Linked DNA regions of Mus musculus: region 2 is linked to region 1. The links are chromatin contacts, found by Hi-C or POLR2A ChIA-PET in ENCODE. All regions are on one chromosome and are shown on one strand. Each heading gives the region's core, a stretch centred on a gene start or an enhancer-like site at or near the end of the contact. The rest is flanking DNA. Distances are from core to core; before and after follow the strand shown.

Region 1 (6,427 bases), core at 2,545-5,044:
GGGAGCAGGATCAGATTTCTCCTGTGTCCGTCCATGGCTGGATCGGTGGAGATTGCGTGGAGATGTTTGCAGCTCATCCAGAGCACGTTTAATCTATATTTAGAAAACAACCAAAAGGAATTTAAAAGTTGAGCCTGTGACTAAAATTTTTAGCCCGTGACTATGATAATTTTTTTAAAAAAGGTTTAGTAGCCAGTGGTAATTATAACTGCTACCAAGGCCTAATAACTTATCAGTTCAACTTTGAACTCTGAAGTCTTAGTGTTGTGTGTGGTCTATAAATCTCATTTTTCACATGCCTTAAATCACTTCCTCAGAACTTTACAACTTAGGTTCACACACCTTAAATTATGTCCTTAGACCTTTACAAGTTACATATATTTTTTTTTAAAGATTTATTTATTGTTATATGTAAGTACACTGTAGCTGTCCTCAGACACACCAGGAGAGAGCGTCAGATCTCATTATGGATGGTTGTGAGCCACCATGTGGTTGCTGGGATTTGAACTCAGGCCCTCTGGAAGAGCAGTCAGTGCTCTTAACCGCTGAGCCATCTCACCAGCCCAAGTCGCATACACTTTAAACTTCTTTTTTAATCTGGAAATATCTGATCATTTCCATGAGACAGAAGAGCTAGATTACTGGGCGCAGTCACTGGAGGGCAACTTCTTTTAGATAAAGGGACAGTGACAAAGCTGTGGTCAGCAGCAACAGCAGCAGCAGGATAGCTTCAGTTGGCTTTTACACTGAAACCTGTTTTGTCAGTTTCTCTTTTTCTGCAAGAGGCTTGTTACTCTAGGAAAACCACACCTGGCCTTTACATGTGAAACTAATTCAGGCTGGCTGCTAATTGAGTTTCAGTTTTAAAACCCTTATTTTTTTTTAAATTTAATTAAAATATTTTATTCATTTATTTTGTCAGTATAAGAGGACAATTTGCAGAAATGGGTTCTCTCCTTCCACCATGTGGACCCTGGGCTTGGTCACTGGGCTTGGTGGCAGGCACCTTTATACCAGGTGAGCCACTTCTCTGGCTCCTAAAGCCCTTTTTATTAAAGAGACTTAGGTAACTAAACTATTATTATTATTAATTTATTTTTATTTTATGTGCACTGGTATTTTGTCAGCATGTAAGTCTGTGTGAAGGTGTCAGACTTTAGAGAGATAAAGAAATCACTTAAACTGACCAGGGCCAGTTGTGCTGCTGAAGGTGGGAGCTCCGTCATTCACTGTTGGGGTTCCTTTACCTTCATGGGTGCCGGTGAGAAGACTCAAGACTGCTTCTTGATGCTGTCAAGGGTAGACTCTAACATGGATGGGCCACAGCGGCCTGACTCCATCCAGGCAGGAGGATGAAGAGCAGCCAGTTCGGGATCCCATGAGGGGACTCTGCTTTTCCGAGGGGAGGAGAGAGCCCTGCTTGCCACGTGGTCTGAGGTGTTTGAGCAGAGGTTGAAGGGACCACACCATGTGTAATAAAGCCCCTTTGTTTCTGTACTGCCCCAGGGAATGCGTCTTTCTTTCTTTCTTTCTTTCTTTCTTTCTTTCTTTCTTTCTTTCTTTCTTTCTTTCTTTTTTTATTAAATTGGATATTTTATTTGTTTACATTTCAAATGTTTCCCAGTTTCCCCTGGTATCTATTGTTGTTTTGAGACAGGGTTTCTCTGTGTAGCCTTGCCTATCTTAGAACTCCCTCTGTAGACCAGGCTGGGCTTGAACTCAGAGAGAGCTGCCTACTGTTACCTCCAAAGTGCTGGGATTAAAGGTATGGGCCATTATTTCCTAGCTATCTATCTGTTTTTTTATTTATGTGAATGTCTGCCTCTGTAGAGCCCAAAAGAGGGTGTCAGGACCCCTAGTGCTAGAATTACAGGCTGTTATAAACTGCCTAACATGGGTGCTGAGGACCACATGTGGGTCCTTTGGAAAAGCAGCAAGTGCTCTGAACTACTGAGCCAGCTCTCCAGCCCCAAGCACATGATATTTTGTGTGAGTTTGTGTGTGTGTGTGTGTGTGTGTGTGTGTGTGTGTTATTTTTGATAAAGCATGAAGAGAGCTGAATCCCAGTCTGGGGCTGCTTAGTGCAGAGGGGAGAGATCACTCTTATGAAGTGAGCTAGGCAGTCAGAACTCCAGCAGGAGCCATTGGGACTTCTCATGCACTTGGGATAAGGGGTCATCAGCTTTAAGAACATGCCCAAGGACATGCCTGCAGCTCACACCCGATTGCTGCCATCCTAGTGTTCAGATGTATAGTCAGGTTTCCCTGCTAACAATCCTTTCTGACCAAAGAAAGCCAGTTCTAGTTCAGATGCCACACAGAAAGGTCTTGGTCACACCCTTCCATCCCTGTGAGTTACACAGAAGCCCAGGATGCTGGCCAAAGACCCAGAGTGGCAGCCTTCCCAGCTACGGCCCTCGGGGTGAAGGGGTGAGAAGAGCAGTAAGTTCTTGGGACTTGAAGACTAAGGAGACATCACTGCTCCTGTGAGTGCAGTAAAGCAAGGGGCAAGCCTGGGCCACACTTGACAAGTATTCTTAGGGAAAAAGACCTGGTTAATGGAGAATTTTAAAAAATTAAATGTATATGTTTCTTTTGTGTTTGTGTGTATCTGTGTTGGGGTATACACATGCCACAGTATGCTTGTGGTAGAGGCCAGAGGACATTTGGGGGTCAGTTCTCTCCTTTACTACGGGGATCAAACTCAGGTCACCAAGCTTGGTGCCAAGTGCCTTTACCTACTGAGCCATCTTGCTAAGCCTCCGGTGTCACTTCCTGTGACTGTTACTCCAGGCTCTGAGAGCTATAAGACCCGTAGGCTTTGGCTTTTTGGTGTACTTCCTCCTGTCATAGTTAAAGAACTCTGTTTCTCATTTGAGGACCAGTCTCAGGGAAGGTCTTGGTGGCCTTTTTTTTTTTTTTTTTTTTTGAGACAGGGTCTATTTACATAGCCTTGGCTGGCCTAGAACTGGCCGTGTAAGTCCAAGCTAGCCCCAAACTCAGACTCACAGAGATCTATCAGCCCTGGGTACCGGAATTAAAAGCAGGTGCCACCACACCCAGTTTCCATTTTATTTGAAGAACATGTGACCCGTCAGTTGGAGCGTAGTGGCTGGGGAGTCAGAGCTTTCTGGGTCTTGGTTATAACTACTGAGAAATATTCCCTATTTCTTAAGGTGGAGTATAAGGTCCATAGTAGATGGCCGTCTCTGCACCAAGATGTCCAAGATGAAACAGACACAGAGGGAGGTTGGGCTGAGAGAGGGATCTAGATGCCGATTGCTGTCTGCTGAGCGCCTGAGGTGGGCCCAGCTGCCTTCCCTTTTTTTCCTTATGACCATTTGATTTGGATTTTCATCAGCCAGAAATGTTCATGTATAAATTGTACACAGTCCTCGCTGGGCTGGGCTGCAGCCTTCTCAGCAGGTCTTTTTGGCTTAGAGTGCTGTCATTTAGACACACGGGCAGAGCCTAGGGAATCTGCATATGGAAAGCCCTGGAAAGGTTAAGTACAGGAGTCAAGGAAGCAGGAAGTGGGAGGACCCTGAACGCCTGAGAATGACCTCTGACCCCTCAGCTTTGCCTGCCCCTGCTGTATGCCCTCAGCAGCTCCTTGTCACCACCGATCCCGTATGATGGTATTGTAGCAGACTTTTCTCTCTGTTCTCTCCCAACACCCCCAGTGTGTGACACTCCGCAGATTTGATTAAATGAGTTATTACAGATTAGACTGCCCTGCCCCTCTGGATTCACAAGGTTAGGACGGGGCCAAGATTGGCAAATTCAGGGAGAGAGGCTGTCCCCTCTGTGCCTCCTGCAGTGCCACGCTGCCAACATGCACTCACTGCCAATGAGCACAGAACGCCTCCTCTGTCTAGTGGGCCGCAAAACGCTTAACCAGCTGAGTGGTGTTCCAGACTAGCATCTTCAGAGCTTTGCAGGGGGCGGGGGTGCTCTTTGTGCCCACAACGCAGCTTCCTGGCTCTGTGTCCATTCTCCCGATCCTGCAGGAATGTTTCAGAAGCTGTTAGAGGACAGGAATTAGTGTTTGGAAAGGTTGGTTCATGGCTCTGGAGACTCCATTAGGAAGAAAATCAAGTATACGGGTGTCTGGGCAAGGCGCCCCTTCAGCACCTTCGGTTAGAGTCTGAGCCCATTTCAATACCTCCTCCTCCCGGCCAGGCTGCCGGGGCTCCCTTCCCCCAGAGCTGCAGTTCCTGCAAGGCCGTGGGGGAGGGATTTCCCAGGGCCCGTATGACTCCTCTGGCAGTTGGCAGAGGTTTTTGTGCTGGCCAGTCCTTCCTGTCACGAACTCCAGGGATTTTCTGCCGTTGCCAGTCGTGCTTCGAGTCAGCGATTACAGGGTGGATTATGTAATGGTTGGCTGTTAAAAATAGAAAGGACCACGGTTTGCATCTATTTTAATCAAATCAAAACAGCCAAGGGAGGGAAGGGAGATGGGGGAAGGCAAAGATCATGTGACAGGAGGACGTGGATTGTGTCACGTGACAGACTAACAGCACAGGATTGCTATGCCTCTGTTCTGCCTGCATCATCTGCCAAAAATCCCTTCGGAGGATCCCTGGTTGCCTGTGGGTATCCCCTAGCTCCGACCAGCAGAATGTCATGAGTTGGAAGGCCTCCTATTAACGCTTGGCCTGTGTTTGGATTCTGTCCTTTTCAGTCAGCGGGTTTGTCTTATTGCAGTAGAGTCAGGAACTGGCTGATGGGGTCTTTGGCACCCCACATCTCTATCTGTCCTGCCACACAGCCACCCCTACCTCAGATAACTAACTCTTTGATGTAATTTTAAAAGATGCCACCGGTAAAATGAACCAATTCAAGCCATATTTTTTTTTTTAATTCCCCCCCCCCCCATTCATTGGGAAGCTGCTCTTGTATTTACTGGCCCCAAGGACCAAGGCAAGAAAGTTGACATGGAAAGGGAGAGAGAAAGGAGAGGAGAGAGGGGAAGAGAGCGAAAGAGTGTACACACAGAGAGAAGGAGAAGAGATGCCCAAATGTCTGGATTATATAGGGAAGGGCCTCTGGGTAAAGGGCAGCCCAGCCCCTGGGCTGGAAAGTTCAGGGTTGGGAGCAGGTTGTGCCACGTAGGGACTGAGGGATGCTGGGAGAACCTGGAGGCCAGGTCTGCTTTGCTGTGTAAAATATGCACCTCAGCCCCCGGTCCTGGGTCTAAATCTAAAGATCCCAGCCTTTTGTTAATAATAAATGACTAATGGGGCAATGTGATGTCTATGACTCCTTCCTGCTGACAATGGGGTGTCTTTGGGGGCGGGGCAAAAAGCTGGACGTCCAGGAAGCATGTCCAGGCTGTGGGAGCATCAGGGGTTAGGGGTGTGCAGGCCCAGTTGAAGCATCCTTTGAGGTTGGCCAGAGCCCTTGTGGGTAACTGCTTTGGAGCTGTCCTGACGCAGGCTCTGAGTCTGAGAAGCAGCTGGACTTGGCAGAATGCTGGAACAAATAAGTTTGTTAGAGCAGAAGATAAAGTTACGGAGTTAGGGAGAAAACTTTTTCTGTGGGTGTACATTTGAATCTCTTTGACCTATGATCTTGGGAGTTGGAGGAGGAGGATGGGTGGGTCCCAGGATCAGGGAAAGAGGAATAGATCCCACCCTCAGGAATAGGCAGGTGGGAGGGAAACAGGCTGTTGATTGACAGTATTTATCTGTAGTCTGACCTGTGAGAGGCAGAGAGAATCATTCTACGTTTACAACAGCAGCACGGCGAGGGGAAGAGAACGGAAACATTTTCCTTCCTCCCGTGTCCCTTAACTCACTCTTGTCACCATCTAAGGTTTTCATGTCCTTAACCTTCATAACCTCAAAATCTTACCAACCTCAAAACACCTTCTTAGACCCCCAAACATTTTCTTAGAAACTTTCATACCCTTAGATTTTACGTAAACTTCAAACTTTTCGCCTTTTCTTACCTACCCATCATGAGGCACAGGTGGCTGATCATGGGAGCAGATGTTGTAAAGTGAGTTCCTTTAGATAAAGTTACTTCTTTCACCAGTTTAGCCCTCAAGCCTCTCAGAGACCAGAGAAGGATATACTGTGATCTAAATTGCCTATGAGAGCACAGCTTCAAGACAGAAGCCCCTAACCCTGCCATATCCCCCCTCCACTCCCTTACCCTTGGGATTGCCACCCCAAAGTCCCTGACACAGGGGTCCCAGGACCACCTCCAGTCTGTTCTTGTGCGACTACAGATGGCAGCAGCCCTTTCCGTTCCTTGCTGCACATTAAGGATATTGATGGTTTTCCAAAGTAGCAGTTCTCAGTCTGTGGGTCATGGCCCCTTTGGGGGCTAAAGGACTCTTTCACAGGGTCAACTATGTCCATCAGAAAACACAGATATTTACAATTCATAACAGTAGCAAAATTAGTTATGAAGTAGCTGC
Region 2 (6,410 bases), core at 2,073-4,572, 84 kb after region 1:
CAATCGCTGAGGACTCGATAACTCTAGATGGCCAATGAGGTCAATCTTACCCTAGAGCAGCAAACCCTAATAAAATGATAACTCAGTCAAATGCAGCACGTCAAAACGGCTGCTTATGTTAGGTCAGCGTCACAGGCACTCCTAATAAAATACTGCAGTGGCCAAGTCCCTGACTTCCTCTTTCACACCAGTGCCCGAGCCTGTTTTACTCACGCTAAGAAAAATACTTCTAAAAAACAGCACAGGCAGAGACATGTGTACACAGTTCCAACTACTTAAGGAGCTGAGGCAGGAAGGTCGTTGGAACCAGAGTTTGGGCTTAGCCATGGGCATTATGCAAGGCTTTTGCCTGTTTTTCTTTCTTTAGTGTGGAAATTGAATCCTGGGCCCTGCACGTGCTAGATAAGCACTCTACACTGGGGTACAGCTCTCAATTTCAATTCTAAATAACAACTAAGTGATCTTAAAAACCGAAAGAAAGATCCTATCTTTCTAATCCAGTCGTTATCTAGATGATTCCAAAGCAACTGACATTCACTACACTTTTCTTTCTTTCTCTTTCTCTTTCCAATCAGTTTTAAAACAAACTGCATTTCTGCTCCCCCAAAAAGTTTGGTATCATGGGTGAATCTTATTTTTTCTTGTTCAAAGCCAAGTATTCCCTCAGACTCCCCAAGCAAAGAACATAACGTTTTAGCCAGAATATGAGCATGTTACTTTCCCAAGAGTTCTGTGAACTAGGAGCATCTCCCCGCCTTCTCGATTCAGTTAAGATCTTGTGGCCCTGAGCAGAAGGCTGATTGTGACAGACATCCAGCTACTCTCTGATGGCGCTCTCCTCCTCAAGTGAGGGATGAGCCAACAGCCACGGAAGAGATCACACCTACATAAAACTACCTGCTCAGACTTTAATCCTGGACTGAGAGACCCTTACACTACTGACTGCATCACTGGTAGGAAAGTACATGAGCCGCTCTCACAGACCTGTCTCGAGGAATGGGAAGCAAGTCTCTTAGAGAAGGGTTTACAGCTTTTTCAAAACTCAGGAACTAGAGCCACTTTCAGGAGTGCTGTAAGCTAAACACAAGAGAAGGACTCCAGTGCTGGGCTTAGCAGTTTTAGCTCTCATGATCTCTTAATTATCTTCTGGGACCAAGTCACTTCAGCACTGCCTTTCTATTCCCCATTCCTCAGCACCACTAGCGACCTTCCCACAAAGCAGGAAAAACTAGTGTTGAGGTATTAGAGCCTAAGACTGGTAAGGCGGACAATTCCTCCCAACTCACGTGTGGTGATAATAACGGCAAAAGTGGGATACACTAGTACAGAGACAACAGACAGCACACCACGCCTTTGAAGTCCTTCTGTTACAAAGGCAGCAGAGCCTTTTCTGATGCTGCTGTCTGACTCACGTCAGTGTGCGCATGCTCCTTCAAGGCAGCGATGCCTGTGTACAGTGCTGCTGACTACCACCAGGCTATGCTAGATGAGAAGACAAGGAAAACCCACCAGGTAATTACCAGGTCAGGTCCACCCTTCCGGTGCTTTAGTCAGGAGCGTGGCCAAGTGTGCTGCTCAGTCTATGATCACAACACTAAGGACTAGGAACGGGGTGAACCAAGGACAAGGTGGGTGAATCTGAGGCGTGAGTGGGAACCTCCTGGGGTGTAGTGGTCTGTATTAAGCCACAGGGGCTACACATATAGTGCTTGTGGGAGTTACTCATGAGAAGGAGGGATGAGGATTCTAAATTGATGAAAATGTCATTTTAGTTGATAGGCAGAAAGACATAATTGAATAGCTCAAGATACACAGACTCCTACCAACTTGTTAGTGGTTTTGTTTTTGTTTTCTGAGACAGGGTCTCACTGTGTAGCCCTGGCTCACATGGAATTCCCTAGGTAGATCAAGCTGGCCTCCAAATCACAGAGATCCACCTGCCTGAGTGCTCCTGAGAGTTGGGATTAAAGATGTGCACCATCATGCCCAGCTACAACTAGTATTTTAAGAGCAAGGAGGGGGACATAGGGACAGTAACAAAGATGAAATGTTATTGTGGATCAGGGACTGTGAGTTCCCAGCCATTAACTAAACACTGGTGAAATTCACAGCTTTTGAGGGCTATGAGGTAATCTCTGAGGCTAACAGGAAAAGGCTGCAACTTGCTGACATCTTAGTGTAGCATGCATCTTCTCACAGAAGTGGGTTCTACCCTCAATCACTCTGCTCAGCCACCAGGAAGAGAGGTCACAATTGGGTTACCAGGCAAACTACTGCATTTAATGTACACATTAAATATAAATTTCTACCACCTGTGTCAGGCCAGATACTTCATTTATAAAATCTCTATTAACAAGCAAAATCAACTGATACCATGCCACATTTTGAATTAAAGGAAACTCTTGCTTGTAAAGCAGGCAAACACAGTAACCCTGCTGCCAGACCTGCCTGGAGCAGCCACAGAGCTTTGCTTTGTTCAGACGGTAAAAAGCAGAATTAATCTTGCTTTAAAAAGTCACACTGAAATGTTAGACATTCCTATTTTTCTCCTCTGTTTCCTCAACTTAAAAAGAAGGACTGCTTGGCACCATGAACACATTACTGAACCCTCAATGTATCTGTAGGGCTAGAATCCTGTAAGTCAACTAACAATCAGCCTTGGTCATTTTAGCTACAGAGAAGGGGAACATTGAACAGTTACCTGCTACTGGTGCTGTTCTTCTTGGGCTTGTTCCTCCGTTTGAAGGCATCTCTGTCCTTGCTGTATGGCAGCATGGAGGCATACCCATGTTCAGCTTCTAAAAAACCGAGGGGTCCCGTTAATAAGTGGGCCCAGAGCAACTGACACCCTGTCCCCGCGTCCGTCTGTCTGTCGGAGTCCGGGACACCGGGCGGGAGCAGGCAGGCGGAATTCTGAGAACAATGCCTGCTCTTTCCTGGCGTGGACGCCCTCGGTTCGGAGCAGGTGTGGAAGGTTCCAGCTGCTCGCCGCCCCCCGCGCTCGGCTTTGGGGCGCGGGCTCGGGGGTTGGCGCTCGCGGCCGGCCCGCGCCCCAACCACCCCAGCGGCCGCCCGCCCGGCCCGCAGCCCGCCGTGCACCTCTCTCCCGCCGCTCCAGGTAGTCGGCCGCCTCCAGCAGCAGCTGGATGTTCATCCCGACGGCTGTCGCCATCCTGCACCCGGCGGGCCGCCTCTCCGTGCCCGCGGGCCACCGGCCGGGAACACCGAGGAGCCGCCGCGCTGGCCAGCCAGGAGGGGCAGCGATGGGACAGCACGGAGACAGGAGCCCAGCCGCCACCGCCGAGTGTTTATCCCGACTCGCCGCCGCCCGCCCCCGGCCCCGTCCCTTGACAGGCCCGCGGCGGCGGCGTGCCTCATTGGGCCGCCCGCGGCCCGGCCCGCCCCCGGCCCTCCGCGATTGGGGAAGTGCCCGCGGCCCCGCCCCAGAAGCCCGCTTCCCCCGCCGGTTGGCCGGGCTTGACAAGGCCCGGGCTCCGCCCCCCACGCCCCATTGGCTGCAGGACTCGCAACTCCGCCTCGTGCTTCAGCCTGCCTCCCATTGGCTCTACGCCGATAGCCGGGCCCCCTTGGGCTCTCCGGGTATTGGGCAAGTACAGTATAGGGAATGCCGCTGCGCCCGCGCCTCATTGGCCTAATCCTCGGAAACCTCCCGGCTACGATGACGTCACCTCTCTGCCCAAGCAGCGGCCCACTCCCGTGCTGCTGATTGGCTACAAGGCAGGAGGGCAGGGCGGGTCCCCGCCCACTGGCCGCCGACCTGTTGCCCACTGTCTCCGGGGAGAACTTCAGGCCTAGCTGGGGACCTCAGCAGATGGTGGCACCTAGCTCCCACCCCAGGGGTTGGGGGAAAACAGCCGGCTCCCGTATACCACACTCGCACCGAGTGACCTGGTGCATAGAGTAAGGCTGAACCCGAGGCCATCCCTTCCATCCCAGAGGAAAACACTTCAGAGCAGGCCTCTCCCCAAGGCCACCAGCACCCACAGGAAAGCTCACTTTGTAAACACAGGTCCTTGAGCATCGCGACTTTTGAAATGAGAGCTTATTCGAGACTTACAGTGTAATGTCAACATATTCAATTTAAATGGCAGGAATAAAGCTAATGGGTAAGAAGTCTGAAAACTGAAATGAGCAGGGGAGTTTAAAATGAAACGTATGAGTGTTGTCAGTATACAGTTTTAGCTTTCTCTGTATGCATATGTCAGGTAATCCACCTAGAGGGTTCCCATCCCTCAGGACAACCTGTGAGGGTTGTCATCCTTAGTTACATTTGCACATGAAGAAAGAGGCTCAGAGACAAATAACGTTCCTGTTTCCCCTTGGCTTGGAGAAAGACCTGAACCCCTGTAATCTCATCCACAACTGCCCAGGCAATCCTCTGACTTATAGTTATACAAAAACAAGACGAAACAAAACAAAACGATCCCAACAACAATAACAACAACAAAATGGCAGGTATCCAGAACTGCAGACAGCCACAGAACTAAATTCAAACCGCCATTACACACAACAGATTTGGGTGCGATGGAGAGGCCATGTTCCTGGTATGTTCAAGGATCCAATCAAGGGCTCTATGCTGACACACACACTGAAGGCAGTTTTTCATGAGGACATGGAACTTGGAAATGAGAATGTGGAAAAGAACCACTTGGAATATTTTAAAATTGTATGCTGTTTGTTAAATAAGGTTAAAAATTAAAGTATCATATGCAACTATTAAAGTAACCAACTTAATATTCATAAAATGCTTTGTTTCAGCCATTTTAACATCTTGGGTTCCACACTTTCATATTTCCTCCCAAGTTTACTGTGAATATATAACATCTTTTCAGTCTTCTCTTTCTGCTCTCAGCAACTTATTTCAATCCAGTCCTATTTCAGGATCATAATTCTACCCCTACAGTCACTCTAACGGAAAAGCCACACATTTCTTTTTAAAGGGGTGGTCAGCGTTTGAAACCCAAGCCAGAGAGACTATTTAAAGCAAGTAAGTTAAGCACAAACACGTCTAAATTCAACTCCAAACAAAAATACTCAATCACATAAACACCAGAGAGACTAAGAAATATGGCAATCTCCTTTCTTGGTGGCAAGAATAGGATTGCTTACACCAACTAGGACTTGCAGTTAGGAACAGAGTATCTAGCGCCATCTACTGGCAGTGAAGCAGTAAGTGGAAAACAAAGGGTGAACCAGCTCAGTCCTCTCCTATAACCCAACATGGTCAGTCACTATGGAAGCATGAACTGCTAAGTAGGCCTTGCCTCCCAAACATGAGAGTTCTAAAATGTGTGGGCCCCAGCTCTACGCCAATAGTTTAATACAAATGATGCATGTGATAGCACAAGAAAGGTGCTTTTCAGCATGCAAGATAAAACTAGGAACTGAGTAGTTAAATGGAGAAACCCAACTGTATGTATGACATGGTTGTCTATCTAGTCACTCAGTCCCACAGTCTGGCTCCCGGCCTCCCATGGCTCCAGCTGGGTGGAGGTCATTGCCAATGCTGAGCTCATCTCATATGGGACCCAAGGGGCTGCTTTGTAGAGCACCTCAGAACTTCATCCTCCACAGCACTCAACTGCCTGAAAGGCCTAGGCTGTGGGAATTAAAACTCTCTTCACAACCAAGTTTATAAAGACAGTATGAGATGAATTTTGTCTTCTATGTTTTTGAGGAATTTATGTCATTTCTTGGTGTAGCAAATATCCAAACAGGACATTTTTGTTTTAATATGAACCCTTTGCTGATGTTGCTTTAAACATTCAATGTCATGGCTTCTCTCATCATGACATTAGAATCTTCAAAACTTCTAATAGAGAAACACACACAAGCACACATACACAAATGTATATTCACCCATATACTATATTGCACAGAACACAGAAGAGGGTATCGGAGCTCTTTCAAGGTAGATTTAACTTACACAGGCACTGAAAGCTCTACAAGGCTCCATATTAATTCAGCTGTAAAATTATCTCTGGTTTTTTTTTTTAAGGCAAAGAAAAAGCAGGGTCTGGTGAAGCACAGCTATAACCCCCAGCACTCGGCACTGGGGCAGGTACCAGGTCCGTGACTTCTGTGTAAATGGGGCTCAGGGCTGGAGAGCAGGCTCAGTGGCTAACAGTATACTATACTAGGTCTTGCACAGGACCTGGGTTTAGTTCCCAGCATCCACACCAGGTGGCTTACAGCAGCCTGTAACTCCAGTTCCAGGCGACCTGATGCCTCTTCTGGTGACTGCACACACATGGTACACATACAGAAAAGGAGTCACCTATACATACATACAATTAGAAATCAGTAACTGTTAAAAAGGGAATCAGTCTTATCTCAGTTAATGACTAAAATACTTTCCAAAACCAAAAGACAAAAACCAGAAGAGGCTC

Evidence for each region. A loop is a pair of places that touch in the nucleus more often than their neighbours do. ChIA-PET counts read pairs that join two places held with the same protein, here RNA polymerase II (POLR2A).
Region 2: a loop to region 1 is called in a map of heart, with 2.1 times the contacts of the local background. The contact joins the promoter of Mxd1 here to the enhancer-like site in region 1. A Hi-C loop is called at or near these places in 11 of 37 maps with a recorded cell type or tissue (gastrocnemius, heart, left cerebral cortex and 1 more). POLR2A ChIA-PET finds 5 or more read pairs at or near these places in 3 of 5 experiments (Patski and embryonic stem cell).

The regions. Positions count from the first base shown.
Region 1 is chr6:86,580,962-86,587,388 of GRCm38, forward strand. No RefSeq gene overlaps it. Among named protein-coding and RNA genes, the nearest start is that of Gm46963, 20 kb to the right of the region's middle. Within about 2 kb of position 3,795, at least 1 of the 3 ENCODE cell types and tissues checked has a DNase peak (open chromatin) inside an H3K27ac peak, as active enhancers do; it is heart, where a contact is called at or near this core.
Region 2 is chr6:86,665,837-86,672,246 of GRCm38, forward strand. It overlaps Mxd1 (MAX dimerization protein 1), which reads right to left and starts at 3,323. Exons shown (of 6, transcript NM_010751.3): 1 at 3,100-3,323; 2 at 2,702-2,798. The coding sequence starts at 3,172.